Linked DNA regions of Homo sapiens: region 2 is linked to region 1. Evidence: chromatin loops called from intact Hi-C (ENCODE). Cell type or tissue: OCI-LY7. All regions are shown on one strand.

Evidence for each region. Peaks named below come from ENCODE experiments on the same cell type or tissue, not always from the same donor. Only the 100,000 strongest peaks of a DNase experiment are listed, where the experiment ranks them.
Region 2: a loop joins it to region 1, with 2.7 times the contacts of the local background. A loop is called at or near these places in 1 of 110 quality-filtered maps.

The regions. Positions count from the first base shown.
Region 1 is chr2:155,138,975-155,146,974 of GRCh38, forward strand. No RefSeq gene overlaps it. Among named protein-coding and RNA genes, the nearest start is that of KCNJ3, 440 kb to the left of the region's middle. RefSeq lists an enhancer at 7,117-7,176. In OCI-LY7, CTCF peaks have their summits at 4,846 and 7,044; DNase peaks (open chromatin) are centred at 2,667, 4,857, 6,047 and 6,977; H3K4me3 peaks cover 4,748 bases; H3K27ac peaks cover 5,550 bases.
Region 2 is chr2:155,293,568-155,301,567 of GRCh38, forward strand. No RefSeq gene overlaps it. Among named protein-coding and RNA genes, the nearest start is that of KCNJ3, 600 kb to the left of the region's middle. In OCI-LY7, no CTCF peak of the experiment used is centred here; no DNase peak of the experiment used is centred here.

The sequences.
Region 1 (8,000 bases):
GAGAAAATATATGGTGAATAAAGATTGCCTTATTATTCTGATAAAAAGTCTTTCAGGTAATAAAAGTTGTGTGGAAGCAGCCCACTATCTTCCTGATAGAGATACTTTTACAAATGCAGGTTTCCTTTATATATATTTACAAAAGGACAGCTTTTCAGAGATACTTCTGTGTCTGCAGGTTCTAAAACTAATGTGAATAATGTGCTTAAAATATTCCAAAAACATATATATTAGGCTGAAATATTCTCGTCTTCTCCAGTCATATTTTGGGGTGGTGTGTTCTGGGCCGCAACAATATAATAGACTAAAAATACTGAATTTGTACTGAGTTCCTGATAAACACATATTTAAGAATTACTGATAATATCAGGTTAGAACAATTCATGTGCTGTTTATAGAACAATTGTTTAATCTTTTTATTTCCTCTGAGGAGAAAGGCAGGGTTTGAAAGGCAGTAAAGATGGAATCCATCAATAAAATCTTCTCCTCTACCAGCAAAAAGGTAAAGGAAAAAATGAGAAACATGCCTGTTATATTACTATATATACATATTGGTTTTCGTCCACAGTTCCTGGCTTATAACCCCCATAACCTTTGTTATTTCCTAAGTGACTAAAACAATAAGCATATCTTTTGTTAAAGTATTTGGCCTTTTGTCCTTGTTTCCTGAAGCAACTTTGGAGCAACTTCAGAGAGATAAAAGTGAAAGATCATCTTTTGTTATAATATTGGGATGCCTTAGACCTCAGAATCAGGCCTCAGACACAGAATTTCTTTCTCTTTGACCTTTTTCTGCCCTCCTTTCACCTGCTCCTTTTTCGCCTCAAGGCAGGCCACTGAAATTAAAAATATACCCTAATTTCCTCCGGCCTTTCTGTCTTGGAGCTGGTCACAAAGAAATTCTCTGACCTACCTTGTCTGATTATAAGTCATGAAACCACCATTTCAGAAGGGGTTCTGCCCCATACCCTGGAGGAGAAAATGTTGCACAGGGAGGCCAAAAAAGAATCTGAACAGATAGATAGAACTTGCTGGGTTTCCCCACTCTGTTTGTCTTAGATCATACCCTTTTTGTCCAATCACATTTCTACCCCCTTATTGATGCTTCAATTATGTCTATGCAATGAAGTTTCCATAAAAGGACCAAGAGGATGGTATAAGGAGCTTCCAGATAGCTGCACTCATTAAGGTTCCTGGAGGATGATGTACCCAAAGAGGGTGTGGAAGCCCTGTGACCCTTCTCCCGTATTTTGCTCTCTGCATCTTATCAGGTGTAGCCCTTGTAATATACTTTATAATAAACTGGTGGACATAAGTGTTTCTCTCAACTCTGTGAGCCACTCTAGCAAATTAATCAAACCCAAGGAAGAGGTTGTGGGAACTATGACTTATAGCTGGTTGGCCAGAAACACAAATAAAATAACCCAAGGCTCGTGATTGGCATCAGAAGTGGATTGAGTCCTAAACCTGTGGGGTCTGATGCTATCTCCCAGTAGATAGTGTGGAATTGGAGAACACCCAGCTGGTGTCCACTGCAGAATCAATTGCTTGCTTGCTGGTGGGGAAAAATCCCCAGATACTTGGTCCCAGAAGTGTTCTGTGTTGATTGTTGTGTGAGAGCAGAGGAAAAACAGTTCATTTTTTAACTCAACATTATACTTCAATTCAAGGTAATTCTTCCTTTTCATCATTTATCTTTTTGAGTTTTTTATGTAATAAGTAGTTAGATTTCTTCAGGTTTGAATAAAATCTAAACCTTTTATAATTTTCCACCTGCAAGTCTTGTGAAGATCAATAATACTCTTTTCACAATCAAAAACTCAAAGGTCAATTTTCAGTCTTACTTTTTTGAGTGTTCCACAGTTAGGACACTATTGGGTAATTACTGTAATCATTCCTTTCTTGGTCTCCACGGTGATTTTCTGTTATCTATCTATCTATCCACTTATCTATTTAGCTAGCTAGCTTGCTATTATTTTACCAACATCTTTCCTCTCTATCTTTTTCACAGATTTTATAGTCCAGATACACGAAACCACTCACATCCATCAAGCCTTGCTTCCACTTCTTTTTTGGCAATGTGCTTATTTATAAGCCTTAAAGCAAATGACAATAAAAATTTTACTGCTTCTGTACCTTTGTTTCCTAAAATTCCACAATACTTGGAAATGTTTCTGTAGTAGCAATTCAATGCAATCATTATTTTAATGCTGTATTGATTTCTTTTTTAATCTCCAGGACCTAATATATTGCCAATCACATTAAAAAAAAACGTCCTTTGAAGGGATGAGTGGGTAGATTGATGAATGACTCAACTAGCTTACAAACTGGGATATAAATATTTATGTGTGTGTGTATATGAATATACATATACATATATTCATATACATATATACATATACATAAACATAGATACATATATAAAAAATCTTTTATTAGGTTCTTTATGTCTACTATCTATCCTTCTCCACCTAGCTCTGTGGGTATGTGACCTGCATCAGGCTCTCTGAACCTCTGACTTTCAGATATGTATTGACAGGACATTAGAGAAAGAGAGGTGAGTATGATCAGGATGGTAAAACCCATCTTAGTCTCCTTCTAACAGAGCTGCTGTGGTCTGAAGGTTTCCCTTTCTGAAGACGAAGCCTCTTTCAGGGGCCATTTCCTATAGGAGGATCACAGGCCACCTGTATTTGCTAATTGGCCTTACCCAAAGGAAAGGTAAGCTCTTTCGCATCTTTATGACAGCAGGGAGTTTTACAACTTCGAGAAAGGCTCCTACCAACAGTAGCCCCATCCTTCCACAGAGACTGAGAGATAAGGGGTATTATTTTTTATTTTTGATAATTACATTTCAAGGGGATTGCCTTCAGGTAGTTGAGATAGATAGTCCTGGGTTGTACAACTGGCAAGGAGGCTTTTTAAAGGATTTGCATCTCAAATGGGCAGAGGAAAAAAGTTGCAGCTACAAATGTTCTAAAGTAAATGTGCTAAGAAAAGGGAGGTAAGGTCTCTGTGGTTAGGCCACCTGAATTCTACAGGTGACTATGTGGGAGGGGTGGATGCCCGTCTAAAGTTTAGTCAAGATGAGAGAAATGTTAATTCTGTCTTGGCCAGTAGTATTTAACCAGATAAAAAGTACAAAAGACACCTTAGACAGAGAGGATGGCCCATAACAAGGTCATGTACAAGCAAATAGAAGAAGCACTGTAAATCCGAAGCATATGGTGTGAGAACAAGTGTTTTAAGAGGTGAGGTGGTAACAGTTTTTACAAGCACATTGAAATATAGTCTGATTCAGCTAATGAAAAAGTAATTTAAAAACTAATGGAGGCACAAGTTTGTAACATAGAATCAAAACCAGAAAAAAAATGATTCCACTGAGGCTAAGAGTTCACTGCTAAGCATTTTATTAATAAAAGGGTGAGTAAGCAGTGCCAAAGTTGAAGGCATAGAAACAATTAGCTCTCAATTAAAAGTCTATTCTTGGCCCTAAAGGAAGAAATCTCTATAGGGCAGTGGAGACAGAAATTTGATTGTAAAGAGATGATGAAGTGAGTAAATAAGAGTTGAAAATATAAAGGTAGACTATTTTATAGAACTTTGAAGAAGTCTGGCAATGAAGAGAAGGAAAGGCTACTATGTGATTCTTTATATTAAATGAAATTTTAGAAATATTTGCTTAGTATGTATTAAGATAGCTTCAATGGCTTGACTTTTGGGGATTTTTTTTCCTCTTTGTTTATTCAGTCTACCTGATTGATCTGCACTTCATATGGATTTATGCCATTTTGATCCTCAACTGTCTGAACTAAACTCTCGCTAGACCCATCTGTTCTGTCTTGATCTTTGGCCTACCTCATACTGCTGGCTTAACTGTTTGTATTTTCAATATCAGTTAGGATGTCTCTGAACCAACTGGGAACTTCCTATCCATACTACAGCTTGAATTTACACAAAAGCAAAGCTTATTAAGATCCTTTATATATTTCTCAAAGCTGCAGCATTGAAAAGGATCACATGCCAAGCTTTGAGTTTGCCACAGGCAATTTGGAAATATCATTTCTAAAAAACTGTACTCATTGTGGGACTAAGATGTTAGACCTTCAGTGGGGAAGTGATTCACAGGTAAAAAGACCAAGTTGGAGGCAAAAAGAATGTATTGAGCTGTGAGATGTTAGAAAGTTAGATCGACAGAGATTAGCAGAAGACAAAAAGAAAACAAAGTAATTAGATGGGAGGGAGATGAAATCTGTGGCCATGCAGATGTACGCCTTGGAAATCTCAGGGCCTTGTAGCGGCTGCTGCTGTTTTGAGAGCTTCAAGGAAAATGTGTAAATGAGAAATGTGTTAGTCAGACAGAGAGTCACTAAAATAAATCATTATCTTTTTATCTTCTAAATATATTGTCTAGTCAACATAGAGCTATGTTAGAAAAAAATGTTACATCATACTTAAGAAGTATTATTTTAAAAGTTTTATCCAAGAAAGCTGTTTCCACTTTCGCATATTGCTTTGTAGTTCATTTTCCAAGAAAATATTTTAAATATGTATGTATTACTTTATCTGAAACCTTTTTATAAAATAATTATGCTTAGCTATATTAATCCAATATATCATATTACAACTAGATTAGAATATCATAATAAAACTACGAGCAAAGAGATTGAGTTTTAGTCTGAAAGATACCATATACTCAAGAATTATAGAGTTAACACACTATTTATTGATAATTAAATACCTATCAGTAGTACACTTACTTATAAGCCATTTTTGTTTTTATTTTTACAGAGGAAAGATTTACATCTTTCTCTGTACCTAACAATAACAGCTGTAAGGGGAAAGGGGAAAGTTCTGCTTGGCCCTCTGCAGGTTTGCTGACAAATCAACTCACAGAAAACAGATAAATTGGAGAAAAGGCATACTAATTTATTTAACATGTATACATGAGAGCTTTCAAAATGAAGACACAGAGATATAGGGGGAAATAGTCTATTTATTTGCTTAGGTTCAACAAAGTATGGACAGCTGTGTAGATATATAATTGTATACAAAGCATATGATCTAATGTTAATAGACAGAGGAGAAGCCCAGCAAGGCCTGTCTGTTTACATTCTTCTTGGCCTCTCTATGCATGTTTTCTCCTTTCTGAGTGGGGGCAGGACTTTTTCTGGAAATGGGGTGTTATGACTTACAGCCAAAGAAGGTAGGTCGGATAATTTCTTTATGGCCACTTTTTACACAGAAAGATGGAGGGAAAGTTGGAGTAATGTTTTTAGGTTTTATGGTTGTCTTTGGGGAAAAGCAGTTCTGGTTTCAATGGCCTGCCCTAGGGAAGAGGGAGTCTAGTTTCTACAGCTAGCCTCTGGAGAGAATGGGACTGAGAAGCAGCAGAACAGGAGAAGGTCAGAGAAAAACGTTTACTTGTGAGGTTGCTTCTGAGTCCTTCATTTTAGGGTCTTGTTTTCTGACCCCAACACAGCATAGCATGGATTCTCAACAAACATGCAAATAGAATAAAACTATCTCCTTAAAATCATCTGCTTATTTAATATTATGTAACAGATAGTTAGGATAAGATTTTAGAGACTTAAAATAATTATGCATTTCTTCGGTTGTTAAAGTACTATTTTTTAGTACTTGTTTTTGAAGTTTCTCATCTAGAATATTTATTACATGAGCGTTTAAATTCTCTGGCTTTTCTACAAAACAATAACAACAACAAAAAACATCCTGATGGGTTAAGGAAGTTAATATAGAGTGAATATTTTCTTAGAAATAGATGCATATTCTGCTTAAATATCTACATAATAACGTCAGTTAGCAAAGGGTAACTTAAAAAAAGTTATCCTCAAAATCTCCTGGGCAATTTTATTTCTCATTTATGTGAAGTCCAATACATTTGATCCTTGTTGTGTGGCCTTTGTACCCAACTATTTTCCAAGCTCTGATTAGGGAGACCCCACCTTGTATTGTGTCTGCTATTTCTAGGGCCTTGGAGAGAAGAGAGTGTTTTTAAGACTGCTTTTTTGGTCAGCTCTGGGAGTGGCACACCATTCTGCAACACACATTCCATTAGCCAGAATTGTGTCTTGTGGTCCCATTCAGAAGCAAAATGTCTGTAGAATGTGTTTAAGTATGTCCAGCAAGCAGAGAAAAACCAAATATTGATAAATACAATCAACTTCTATCACAGTAATAAAGCATTACTTTCTTATTAACATTTTATAAATGTAAATTATTTTATTTTGAGATCTGTGTTCAATGTAAAATTTTTTGAAGGTATTATATTACTTAATGAGGAACTTAAAGTAAAATAATTTAAGTACGGTAATGCAGACAGTAAATTTAGACTTAGTATTTAAATTCAGCAAGGCCCATGCTCAATTCTAGATCACTATGTTTAAGGTCTAATCGTAAAACAGAGCAGCAATTGCAATACAGAGTTAAGTATTTTGGTTGGCAGCAATACATATACTCTATATTTACATGTAAGTTATTACAGTTTAAAAGTATGTGGGAAAATAGGTTCAAAATAGATAAAGATTTTATAACGTAAGAGAATGGAGAACTGAAATAATTATTAAGTTTTCTTAAAGGAAAAATTGCTCTACATTACTACCTAAGTTTATCTTCTGTTTCATTTTGATAAAATTTATGTTAAACAGTCTAATAAAATATTAAATCACACGTCTTTTTCTTAAAGTTCCTTAAAATAATACTCTCGTCTATGTTATCAGTAAACAGTCTTAATATTGCTGTTCTCCTGAGATAATTTTTCTCTAATTGCTGCTCATTATTTAAGGAAACTTTCAATATTAGTAAAACATTGCTCCAAATCTTTCATTTAGAGCTATTATTATACCTGTGCTGTTTTTTCTTCTGCCCACGAAGCCTGTCAAAATGCAAATTGCTTTCTCTGACCAAAAGTACAGCAGGAGCACAGCCTGGCTGCTTTTTACACAAAACCACCAACAGATTTGTTAACAGCTGTTCTTGGGGTCTGTGCACGTAATGGAAACTTCAGAACCTTGCAGGGTTCATGGTTTCTTCTGTCTGCAGCACAGGAATCGTTTAACAGTAGGTGACACTTTTGGCAATGTATAATTAAAGGGCTTGTTTTAGCAAAATTACACCCTGTGTAACACATAATAAAAGATAAGGGGGAAGGAGAGGTAACAGGCCTGGGTATACAATTTAGTTTGTAGCAGAGAATGAGCACAGTTGGGAGCTTGACTATTTTTGCTGTGATTCCTGAGGTCATATTAAGCAAAACAAATCACTATGTTTCTACTTTATTCAGGTGACAAGTGGATCGATAAGATAATTAATAATATCTCTTCTTCCCTATTTGGCTAATTGAGACGAGGGAAGATTATAAACGGGTCTACAACATGAAAAACCAGAAGTCATTTAATTTGAATGCCAGCATCACCTCCCCAAGGTTATTGATATTTGATTTAAAGGGGAATAAAAGATGGACAATTTAAGTGAATCTGACTTGTATTGTTCTGAATCCATATGCATTGATTCAGATTTGTGAGATGTCTTTTCAACAAGGTAGCTTTGGATCAGTGGGGCTTGCATATTTGATCATATTTCTTTCAGAACCTTTCTTAAATACTCTTCATTTGTTACCACCAGGCAAAGGCAAATCTCTAGTTTAGAAAACTTGATTTTAAAATAAATTAGAAAGTAAAGAGAGAAAAGGCATGTTCCATTCCTGACATTTGTATATACTATTACTCATTGAAAACATAACATGGTAAGTTTGTTTCATAGTCATTACCTCTACCATCATCTGTTACCCCCTTTGAACTACACCGTTAATTATCTTTGCCTACTTCTGAAATGCATATACATAAAATCTTATTGTATGTAACATTTGAATATAGCGTTTTTGCTTATCATTATGTTACTGAGATTTATCAGTGTTGTCACACATAATTTCAGTTTATTTTTATTGACATGAAGCATCCTATAATATGAATATGCCACAC
Region 2 (8,000 bases), 150 kb after region 1:
GAATAAATCTAACAAATAATAACCAAAACTTTTTAAAAATATTATAAAACTTTATAGAATTACATTCAAGAAGACTCAAATAAAGAAAACCTAAATTAATAAACTATGCTCATTGATTTTAAAACTAAATATTTGAATAAACTATTTTTGACTTATTCAGTATAGATCCAAATGCAATTTGAAAACAATGGTATTTTTGTAGCAATGTAGAAACTGAATCTGTAAATGCACATGGAAAAAAATGAACTGAGAATAACAGACACTCATGAAGAAAAGGAACAACATAAATGACTTCACCTTACCATATACTGAATATCATTATAAAACTAAAAATTAAATTGTAGTATTGCCAAAGGCAAGACAGAGAGATTCGTGGACACAGAATAAAGATCAGTAATAGATATTTGTAAATATACACTTGAGAACTTGATTAAAACAGAGCTGATTTTGCAGACTACTGTGTAATGGATAGAATCTTTGATAACTGTCGCTAGAACAATTAGTTGTCCATATAGAAAAAAAAATAAAGCCAGACTAATACCTCATATCAGAGACAAAAGTAAACATTATCTTAACTACAAAATTACATGTGAACAACTAAATTATAAAGCTTTGAGAAGACAATAGAGGAATATGTACTTATTACTTCAGGACTAAGAAGAATTTCTTTAAAAATATATAAACCAAAAACCATTTAGGTCATTGTTTGGGAATTAAGGACTTCTGCTCACACCGAGACAGCAAAACAAACCAAAAAACAAGCAACAAATGAGAAAAACATATTTTCAGTTATATAAGGGATATAAATGTTTGTGTGCATGTATCATAATATATATATTATAAATAAAGAATGACTAAACAAGGAAAAGATAAGTGATCCAATTAAAAAACAGGGAAAAATATTGTGAAGACACTATATAGGAAGAAACAACTAGTAACTATTAGGTTGGTGCATTAAAAGTAATGACAAAAACCGCAATTACTTTTGCACCAACATAATTTTTAAAGATTTACTTTAATCAAATTGAAAATTAGAAGAATCAAAAATAAAACCACAATAAGATGTCATTTCACACATATACTAGATAGGCAAGAATATTAAAATCTGAAAATGTCAATTATTAGAAAAGATGTGGAACATTCAGAAGAACAAATAGCTTATGATAATGTAATATAGAACAACAAGCCTGGAATGACATTACATAATAAATTTGAAGATATGCAAAACACTTCCATTCCTGAGAATACACCCTAGAGGAATTCTTGCTATTTATATGCTCCAAGAGTCCTGCTCAAGAATATCAATGGGCATACATTAGAGACACCTGGGAAGAACATTACTGAGCACTGAAAGAGGAATGACCTAAAGGTTCCACCTGTATTTACAGGCTAGAATGTGAGACAACACTGAAAATGAATGCATTACAGCTACGCACACCAACAAAAACATGTTTAAAATCTTAGCTATGACCGAGAAACACAAGTTATAGGAGAATACAGGAAGCCTAATTCCTTCATATACATATAAAATTGAACTATATAAAGTATAGGAAAAGAGCACATAGAATTATGATGAAAGGCAAGGGAATCTTAAACACAACATTCAGAACAGTGGTGTGGCTTTTCACCTGACTGAGAAAAGAAAGGAATGGACGAGGCAAGGAAGAGAGGAAATTTTAAAACAAGTAATATTATGTTTCTAAACCTGGATTATATTAATTGAATCACTGTGATTTATACTACTTACATTTTAGAGTTTTTTGCGCCTACAGATAATTTAAGCAAAATAAAAGAGTTTTTATTTCACTCTCATCTCAATCTCAAAGCATTGTCTGGTGCTCCCACTTGGAGGATGCCTACAACAGAATAAATAAGGAAGATGCTTACCCATCTTCACCGGAATTCCTGTTGGCTCCCTGAAGGCATATGTTTAAACAGATTGTGGAGTCTTATTGCACTATGTTCTTTCTTTCTCTACTTTCTTGTATAATTGATTAATGCTGATTAGTCCCCCTTCAAAGGTATTTATTTCTTTCCCTCCTCTTTAGCTCTCATAAAGGACACAAACTGACATGAGACACACAAATGTACTCAGCGCTAATCCATTTCCTTTTATCCTTCCCTAATAACTTCCTAAAATTTTATTTGTTCAATTTCATATATCCTCCTTTTTACCACCTGCTTTAACTGTTGTTTATAAAAACATACATGCTCAAAACCAATTCAATTAGGGGTTAGCCTTTCCACACATGGTGCTGGAGTAATTTACATCTATTGGCAAAGAAAAAAAAAAACTTTGACATAAATCTCACGTCCTGTACAAAAATTAATTCAAAATGCATAATAGACTTAAACATAAAACTATAAAACCTTCTGTAGAGGACCTTCAAGATCTGGGGCCAGACAAAGAGTTCTTATACTTTACAACAAAGGCACAATTCATAAAAAGAAAAATTGCTAAGTTAAGCATCATCAAAATTAAAAACTGTTGACTTGGATAAGACCCCGTTAATAGAATAAAAAGATAAATTACAGAGTGGAAGAAAATATTTACATACTAGGTATTATACAGAGGACTATTATGTAGAATATGTATACAATTTTTTAAACCAACAATAGAAAAGTAAGCAATCCACTTAGAACATTGGAAGGACAGGAAGGAAGTGGGTATAGCTATCTTTACTATATCAATGTCAATATCCTAGCTGTGATATTTTATTGTACTTTTGTGAGATACTACCCTTGGGGGAACTGGGATAAAAGTACACGGAATCTCTGTTTCCTTTCTTACAACCGCCTGTGAATCTACAATAATCTAAAAAATAACAAATTTTAAGCTTGGTGCACTTGGTGCATGACTATAGTCCCAGCTACTCAGGAGGCTGAGGTGAAAATTTGAGGCTTATACCCGGGAATTTGAGGCCAGTCTGGGCAATACAGGAAGAACTTGTCTCTCAAAATAAGAAAAATTTAATTAAGGAAGAAGAGCATGTGCTTTCAGAAGGTAATCGAATTAGTCCTAACAATTAAAATGTATACATTCTGATATTAGAACACCTTCTTGTTGAAAGAATAGTTTTATCTTTTTATGCCTCTGACACATTAAAATGTAACTCAATCGGGAAGATGATAAAATCACATTAATTTTATTACAGTTATTCATCATCATTCATCGTCACTATTCCCTTCCTTATTCACTTATAATTAATAAGCCATTTAACTTAACTGCTGAAAGTGACTTCAGTCAGAAATACAGTCTAATCCCTCATTTCAAATGGGGTATCTAAAGCAGAGCATCTCAAACTTTAGGGGCATGAGAATCATCTGGACAGTGTGTGTTAACTTACAGGTTGCTAGGTCTCACCCACAGAATATATAGTTCAGCAGTTCTGGGCATCCCTTGAGAATCTGCACTTCTATTAAGTTTCCAGGTGTTGCTGGTGCTGCTGATGCAGGTGATGAAGGCATTGGTCCACAGACCTCATTTTGAGTGGTACTCTTTCTGAGACCAGAGGACTTAAGTATTTGTCTAAAGGCTGCACAATTCACAATAGCTAAGCACTAGTACATTCTTTACCACTACTTTATTTTGAAATTTTGCTTATTTTATTATTTAAAAAAAATTATAAGGAAAATCCTTTTTTATCTCCACTGATTGGAATAATACGTCATAAACTAGAATTCCCACTTCTACAGCACATGTATATCTCACTAAGTGTTGGCCAAATTTTATAAAAAATCACAAAGGTTGAAGTCACCGTTTGAACTGTAGTTTAAAAAGATAGAAGTACTTGAGGTTTTGTGTAAGATGTATAAACTTGTCATAAAATGGCTTTCAAGCACAGCATGTTTAGCCCCACACAGCAGCATTGTCTTGCACACAGTCATCCTTAAACTATAAGGTAGCATCCATCATAAATCTTATTTTAGAACTATGAAAATAAAAAAGCAGCACTATTTCTCTCAGCATTGCATAGAAGTAGATTCAAAATTCCAAATATATATTATAATATTGCCATCTAATGGATAATCCACAAAGAAAATATAAAGTTCATAATTAAATGTGCTGCTGCTGTTGAAATTCTGCTATAATCCAGCATAAAACCTTAGATTACAAGATCAAAGATTGCTAAAAAAAAAAAGCATACTAATTTTTCTCTGATATGGAAAATAGTGACGTAAGTCACGAACCAATGCATGTGACAAAACATTTTCTTCTTTTTTCAATAAACATAATATTTCCTATTTTCCAGGAAACAAACGGGAATAAAATTTTCATTTTTTATTATTTCTAAAACTAAAAGGTCATTCTCCTTCAAAATATTTAATCACTAATTGTATTTTTTAATAAGATAGTTTGTAGAATTTTTTTATAAATTAGAGAAAACATCATAAATAAGGGAAGGAAATTTACAGTGACTGCCTTGGTCTTTGTAAAATAAGCAAGGGGTGGAGATCACAGTCAAGAGCACAGAACCAGCCGATAGTTATTATCTGACTTAAGCAAATAGACTACTGTTTTATCACTCACAAAATAAAGATTTGAGATCAAATAATCTTTAAGAACTTTCCTGATTTAACATTCATGATGAAATACTTTTATTTGAGTTTCAGTTCCCTTTCTTATGGAAGGTAAAAGTTGATTGCAGTTGAAAAATTACTTTCAAGCAAAGTTGAAGCCACAATCACATTTGCTTTCTCAGGGATTTCCTAACTGCTTTTCAAGGCTCTGGGGTTAAATATATATATTGTTTTCATTTTTCACACACCAGAGTTACATGTAATGTGAAAATGTGTTTTCCCACCCAGAGTCACCAAGGCCTTAGGAAATAAAGCCTTCCAAGTATGATTTCCTCTTAGTATAAATTTTCAGCAGCATATACCAAAGATAAAATCAGAGTGTCTAAAATTATATTACGTGTAAGCTTTCCTAGGGTTACTTACCTAGGGTTCCTCATATGTTTTAAAAGTTTTTGTTTTTTCTTTATCAAAAAACAAATGCAGAACAACAGAAGTAAGACAGAAGGAGAGGAAAAAAGGAGAAAGGGAGAAAGACTTCTTACAAAACCAAACTGCAAATGTAATGGAAATACTTTGGGACAATATTATTTGTGTGTGCTATATGTCAAATCATAAATGTTACAAAATTTGTGCCTAAATACATAAATATTTTCATAGTATATGTTCTTAGAAGTGAAATTGGTAATTTAGAGAATAGGCAATATTTACATTTTGATTGATACTGCCAAAATAATCTAGCTACAAAAAATAATAATGCAGTTTTTGTTTTCTTTCATTTTGTTTTTGAGACAGAGTCTCATTCTATTGCCAAGGCTAGAGCACAATGTCACGATCTTGGCTCACTGCAGTTTCCACCTCCCAGGTTCAAGGGATTCTCATGCCTCAGCCTCCTGAGTAGCTGGTATTACAGGTGTGTGTCACCACACCTGGCTAATTTTTGTAGAGACAGGGTTTCACCATGTTGGCCAGGCTGGTCTCGAACTCCTGACCTCAAGTGATCCACCCACAACCTCCCAAAGTGCTGGGATTACAGGCATGAGCCACCACAGCTGGCCAATGCTGCAGTTTTGATTGCTGTTGCTGAAAATGGAAAATACAGAGGCCACAGAAGCTAGATTGCCTTTATTAAGAAAAAGTTCATACTTTTGGACCTAGATGTAGCCCCCATCTCTACTACCATGATCACATACCTCTGCCTATTGTAACAGATTGGCATGGCCAATGATGAAGCCTGGCTAACTTTATCTGGCTGAATAATTTTGTCTACTTGGTTGTTTAGTGATTCTTCCATGTTAGATACTTTCTGAGAAGTAATACAAAATCTTCAAAATTCACATATACTATCATGTGTTCATAGACATGCTTCTACCTTAGATCTCTGTCTGATATCTACTAATTATTTTGTTGTCATGTCCCTGAGAAATTGACCAGGCCAGTGGCCACTGCTCAGGTATTTGTATACACTCTTGATTCAGGGCCCCATGTCTCCTCTGCCCTAATTGCCTGACCAGGTCACCACTCACATCTCCACTCATCTGTTATTGGTTTTCATCCACATAGTAGCTGACACATCTGTAAAACAAACTTGAGCTTTCCTTTCTCAGTTGGTGATACATGACCCTCATATGTCCATGGTTGCAAGCTGAGGAAAGTGTGCCTATGCACATGTAGAGTAATACATGGATTTTATTTACCTGATCACGCAGCTTACTTGTGCTATCAAGTCCTATCTAGATTCAATCTTAGATGTTCCATTTAAAATGTACAAGTATGTGTAAATTTACAACTTGATAGGGCTGACAGAACCCAGCTCATTACTATCAGTTTAGATGCATAGTTACTTGGTTCTGTTATCAAGTGTTTAGTCTCTACCAATAACATGCCAAGAGAGATTTCTCAAAGTCCCTACAGTTCTCTGTTGAGGTTGACCTAGCTTTGCTGTGGAATCACAAATTTCTGCATTTTCACTATAGAACTGGGCTTTGTCATAAGTTCCATGTAGCATCTTTTTCTATCACCACCACTTCTAATACCATAGACTCTTTTGGAATGTATGATTTTATCGGCATTGCTTCTTGCAGTGTGACCTGGATCTGCTACAAAACACTTTCTTGCTTCAGGTTCAATTCTAAACTTGCAGCTTATTTCTTCCAGGTGTGAGATGGTTTACCACCAGGATCCAAAGAGGCTCACCTGGTTCAGTGGTTTTTCATTTTGGTAATGGATGCAAAATGCAACTGTTTGTCTCTGACTTTGGAGAAGTTATACTAGATTATTATTGATCACAAGATCCCTAAATTCTACCAATGTGGCAAGTGCTTGTATCTTCATAGTGATTATCTTTCAGCCTGTAAAATACATGTGTTTTCCTAAGGCCCCTCCAGTGAACTAGCCACCTATTTATCATCCTGTCTAATCAGCATAATGTCACCAATGTAATGGATCTATGAAATGGCAAGGTGTGCCAGATAGTCTTGTATAATATTAGTACATGCTGGTTGCAGTAGTTCACTCCTGTTATCCCAGCACTTTGGGAGGCTGAGGTGAAAGAATCACTTGAGGAAAGAAGTTCAAAATCAGCCTGGGCAACATAGTGAGACCTGGTCACTACAGTTTTTTTTAATTAATGGGTCACTGTGGTGTGCACCTGCAGTCCCAGCTACTCCAGCTACTCAGGACGCTGAGGCCAGATAATTGTTTAAGCCCAGGAGTTCGAGGGTACGGTGAGCTATGATAGTACCAATGCACTCCAGCCTGGGCAACAGAGTGAGACCTGGTCTCTAAAAGATAGATGAATAAATAGAAAGATAGATAGGTAGGTAGGTAGATAGATAGATACATACATACATACATACATACATACATACATACATACATACTTATATATATAATTACAGTGGGCAGGAAAGTTAACATAACTCTGAGGAAAGCCTGAATAATTGTGTCTATCCCATGTAAATGTGAAAAATTTCTGATCCCTTTTTAAACTTGAAATAAGGAAGTGATTCACCAAATCAATGGCCACATATCATGTAGGTGAGGCCTTATTTTTCTTCTCTAGCAGTGATACCACATTTGCCTCAGTGACTGGGATTGGGTTTACTACTTGGTTAAGCCTGCAATAGGCTACAATAATTATCCAAGAGTTACTTACCATATTTTTTCAGGGGCCAGACTAGAGAATTAATCAGATATATGACAGTGACCACCATTGCTTTATCCTATAAGTCTACAATAATCTTACTAAACTTGATCACCCCATCCCCCACCACCATCCTCCAGGATATGATACTGTTTTTTGTTTTTACCTTGGCAGGCAGAAGGAAGTTTGAGAGGTTACACTTAGCCTTACTCATCATGTATCATAACTTATTCCACAGGCCAGGAAACCTGAAAATCTCTGTAGGTTTACTGACATTATCTAACACTCCATGGATCTCTGAACCATTGAATACAAGACTTTTCTCACTCTCCATGGT